Regions from separate parts of the Homo sapiens genome. Here region 2 is linked to region 1. Evidence: chromatin loops called from intact Hi-C (ENCODE). Cell type or tissue: pancreas. All regions are shown on one strand.

Region 1 (2,500 bases):
ATAGTTTTCATCTCTGAAAAATTTCATCATATATCAATGCATGTTTTTAAAATTTCCACTGTTTCTTTGACATATTAAAAAATTATTTTAAGTTTCTCACCAATAATTTCAACATCTTGAACACACATATCTTGAGTTTTATCAGCTAGTATTTTTTTTTGGCAATGGGTCCTTTTCTCACTTTTTGTGTGTTTGTCGCTTATAATTCTATTGAATGGCAAACACTGTATGTCAGGCCAGCATGGCGATACCTCTTCTGTAAATCTGTAAAGTTGAAGTGTTGAGCTAGTTTATGTTTCATTGTTCCTGTGGTCACCTTTAGTACACCACAGACTTCAAATGCTCCCAGTGATGTACTGCCACTACCTTACACTTCGTGCAGGGTCTGGGGAGCGGGAGGTTTTTCTTAGTGTTCTGTTCTGATTTCAGCACGCCCTGCACACCTGCAGTGTGAAGAGGTTCTCTCTCTAAACTGTTGCCCCTCCTCTCTTGTGGCTTGTTACGTGAAAATAACGACAGTGTTGGGAGAAATAGAAATTCTAGTTTATCTTGGCCTATTCTCAGTCTTGGGCAAGGCCCTATGTACCTTGGCCTCAGGAGTGTGGTTTCCTCAGCATTCCTCATCGTCCTCCTCAGCAACCAAGCTCTTCTTGTATCTATGGGGAGTCTTGGGCAGGAAAGAATTTCTCCTCTGCTGGCATAGCAGATCTCTGCCTTGTGTCACTGTGGGATCCTTGACCCCAGAGGGTTTCCTGCTCCTCTCTGTTTGAACATCTTTTTTCTTCTCCCCTTCCTTCAACAGCAGAATGTTTTTGACTAGGATCAGTAATGGGGGAGTTTTCTGCCCCTCTTCAAGCAGTAGACTGTTGTTGTGTGTTGCTTGGTGCAAGGCTTGTGGTGGGAGGTATGGTGGTTTCCTTCTCTTTTCTCTGCTACAAAGAAATTTTGCTTTTAGCTTTCTTTTTGCATCACGTTACGTTCTGTAAGACCAGGAGAAAGAGAGAGGTTTATCCTACCCCTCCCCCAAGGGCAGAGAACTTTTGCTTATACTGCTTCTCTAAAAGCACTCAAACTTTGCCTGATTCCTGGGAGCAGGAGGGTTTGTTGGCCCTCCCTAAGTATCTTAAAGGTTTTGCTTCAAGTGAGAAAAGGCACTGGGAAATGCTGAGGTTTCATGCCTAGACGTCGCCATGGCTAAGGGGCTTTCTCTGGCTCTGCCCTGCCCCAGGCCTTCTAATGAGCTCCCACTTGAGGCCTGTGGAAAAGACCTGGAGACTCCCCTTGCAGCTAGGACTCTCAGTGACACATGAAAGCCCAACTGAGCTTAAGACTTTGTTCAAAATTTAGTGTTTTTATTTTACTTTTATGGCTGCCATCTTTTCCTCTTATGCTCTGCCAAAAATGAAACCGTCTATGAGTCCCATCTCTCCTTAGCGGTGCATGTCCCGCTTGGAGTTCAATTTAAGTGGTTGCCTTGTGACCTCAGCACTCTGATGTCCTCAGATAAAGTTATACTTTTATACATTATCTGAATTTTTCTTGTTGTCAGGTGAGAGCGATTATCTCTGTGGCTTTTTGTTTTCTAAGCACAAGTCCGTACAAGATGTTTTTTTTTTTAACTCAACTGGTTCAGTTTCTGTTAATACATTATTTTTGAGTTAGCATTATAATATTGCTTTGCTGGAATAAAGTCCTTTGTAAAAATATATTTCTGGATGATTTTCAATGAGGGCACTCTACTAAGTGAATTGTAGGCTATACTTTATATAATTTTATTTCATATGCTTATAAAATAAGAAGAATCCATGACACCTTTTAACTTAAAAATTGAATCAAAATAAAATCAGGCATAGAAAATTAATAGTGATGATCTTAAATTGATTTAAATACAATTGATACTATTAATCTGAAAATGACTAATTTTATATGAATATCCACATAAAGACAATAAAAATAATGATAAAATTAATAAATTTGGACATTGAGGAAAGAGACATGAAAATATCGAAGTCTTCACATTTTCATACCAGAGAAACAATCTTTACTACAAGTAAAACATATTTTTAAAAGAATAAAAGTCTAGTGACTTCAAAATCTTTATAAAAATAGTATTTCTCTTAATCTTAAAAGGGAAAACTTAGGAAATAGTGTCTTATGTTAAAGAAACATTAATTCTAAATATTAATTCATTTAGTTTAATTTTCTGCCTTATTTTCTACTAGATCCTGCTAATGTAAAATTTAATAGTTTTTTTACAATTAAAGCACAATATGTATAGTATAATCCTATTTTACTAAATGCTTTTCTGTCCTAATATTCTACTTATTCATCTGTATATATATCCAACTATAATACATTAATAGATTGTATAATCACAATGACTATTTCTTGGTTACATATAACATTTTGGATTAAAAAAAAACTTTTTCCTGTATAATTACCTGCAATTTTTCGTATAGAATCTATAATGTATTTTAAGAAGCAATTGTTTGTTTAATTA
Region 2 (2,500 bases), 230 kb before region 1:
CTCCTCCCCTCACAGATGAATATTCTGTTACTATAGATTTGCCTTTCTATGTTTTATATAGATAGAATCATATAATATGTACATCTGTGTTCTAGATTTTTCATTCAGCATCATAATAGTTTTTATACTCATCTATGTTGATACATGTATCAATAGTTAATTCCCTTTTATTTCTTATTTCTTTCCTTTTTTTTTTTTTTTGAGACTGAGTATTGCTCTGTCACCCAGATTAGAGTGCAGTGGTGTGATCTCAGCTCACTGCAACCTTCACCACCTGGGTTCAAGTTATTCTCATGCCTCAGCCTCCCCAGTAGCCGAGATTACAGATGCCCACCACCACGCCCAGCTAATTTTTGTATTTTTAGTAGAGACGGGGTTTCACCATGTTGACCAGTCTTGTCTTGAACTCCTGACCTCAACTGCTCCACCTGCCTTGACCTCCCAAAGTGCTGGAATTACAGGCGTGAGCCACCACATCCAGCCGATTCCTTTTTACTTCTGAGAGTCTTCTGATCCTTGAGTAAAGTATGTTTCTTGTACCTCAATATGCTTAATTTTTTCCTTCTGGCTTTCGTTTTAGGTTCAGGGTATATATGTAGGCTTCTTATATGAGTACATTGCATGTTGCAGTGGTTTGGTGTACAGATAATTTTGTCATCCTGGTAATCAGCATAGTACCTGACAGGCAGTTTTTCTATCCTCATCCTTCTCCCTCTCCCCCCCAAGTAGGCCCCAGTGTCTATTGTTTCCTTTTTTTGTGTGCCTGTGTACTCCATGGTTAGCTCCCACTTATAAGGGAGAATATGTGGTTTTTGGTTTTCTGTTCTTCCATTGATTTGCTTAGGATAATGGCCTCTAGTTCTATCCATGTTCCTGCAAAGGACATGATTTTTTTCTTTTTTATGTCTGCATAGTATTCCATGGTGTATATGTACCACATTTTCTTTACCTAGTCCATTGTCTCAATATACTTAAGTTATACTCAGTAATGTTTTGTAGTTTTTAATATTCAGGCCTTTTATGTTTTTATGAGATTTCCCCAAAGTAGTCTATTGTTTTTAAAGCTATTATACATTTTATTTTCTAATTTCAAATGTTTTATTTTAAAATTGTAAGTATATATGTATATGTGTGTGTGTGTATATATATATATATATATATATATTCATTTACACAGTTGATTCTAAGTGTATCTTTTATTGTTTAACCTGCCTAAATTCACTTATCCTAGCAGCATTTCTGTAGATTTCATTGGGTTATCTGCATAGATGAATAAAGACAGTTTTTACCTCTTTCTTTTGAAAACTGTGTGCCTTTAATTCTTTTTATCACCTTGTCACAGTGGCCAGAATATTCAACACAAAGTTGAATACAAGTGGTGAGTAAACACCCTTGTTTTGCTATTGATCTTAGAGCATGAATATTCACTTTTTTTACCTTTATACTTAATTTTAGCTGTAGGATTTTCATAAATGACCTTTACTAGGTTGAGAAAGTTCCCTCCTATTCCTAGTCTGATGAGAATTTTTATAAGGAGTACATATGACATATGCTTTTATTAAATGTTTTATTCTGCCTCGATTGAAATCAGATAGTTTTTATTTCCCAGTTATAAACCTCAGTTGTTCATGTTATCTTTTTTACGTATCTTTGCAGATGCTTTGCTAATTTTTTAAAATTTTATTTTATTGAGGTAAATACAACATAAGATCTATCCTCTTAACAAATTTTCAAGTCTACAGTACAGTATTATTAACAATAGGTACAATGTTGTATAGTAGATCTCTATAATTTATTCATCTTGCATAATTGAGGCTTTATGCCCTTTGATTAACGACGTCCCATTTTTTCCTCTCTCCATTCCTGGCAACCACCATTCTATTCTCTGATTTTATAAGCTTGACCACTTTAGATATTTCACGTAAGTGGAATCATATAGTATTTATCCTGTGACTTGTTTATTTCATTTAGCATAATGTCCTCAAGTTTCATCCACATTGTTACATATTGCAGGATTTCATTTTTAAGGCTGGATAATATTCTATTGTATGTGTATGTACACATTGGCTACTGTGACTAGTATAGCAATGGACAGTAGTATACTAATATTTCTTTGAGATTCTTATTTCAATTCTTTTGCATAATTACCCAGAAAGGGGATTGGTGGATCATATGGTAGTTCTATTTTTAATTTTTTGAGAAATCACCATCCTGTTTTCCACAGAAGCAGCACAATTTTTCATTCCCACCAAAGTGTTCAAGGGGTCTAATTACCCCACGTACTTCTCAACACTTGTCTTTCATTTGTTTGATAATAGCCATCCTTATAAGTGAGAGATGATATTTGGTGGTTATAATTTGCATTTCCCTGATGATTAGTGATATTGAGCATCATTTCATATGCCCATTGACCCTTTGTATGTTTTTTATGAAGAAATGACCATTCAAGTCTTTGATACATTTTTTAATTGGGTTACTTGTGTTTTTTTTAATATTGAGT

What was found. Hi-C counts contacts between places; a loop is a spot of excess contacts. Peaks named below come from ENCODE experiments on the same cell type or tissue, not always from the same donor. Only the 100,000 strongest peaks of a DNase experiment are listed, where the experiment ranks them.
Region 2: it touches region 1 in a loop (3-fold over the local background); 101 of 110 quality-filtered maps call a loop at or near these places.

What each region holds. Positions count from the first base shown.
Region 1 is chr12:10,553,948-10,556,447 of GRCh38, forward strand. All of the region lies in intron 1 of LINC02446 (long intergenic non-protein coding RNA 2446), which reads left to right. Among named protein-coding and RNA genes, the nearest start is that of LINC02446, 1.8 kb to the left of the region's middle. In pancreas, no CTCF peak of the experiment used is centred here; no DNase peak of the experiment used is centred here.
Region 2 is chr12:10,323,679-10,326,178 of GRCh38, forward strand. It overlaps KLRD1 (killer cell lectin like receptor D1), which reads left to right. Exons shown (of 6, transcript NM_002262.5): 6 at 1-2,500. Among named protein-coding and RNA genes, the nearest start is that of LINC02617, 13 kb to the right of the region's middle. In pancreas, no CTCF peak of the experiment used is centred here; no DNase peak of the experiment used is centred here.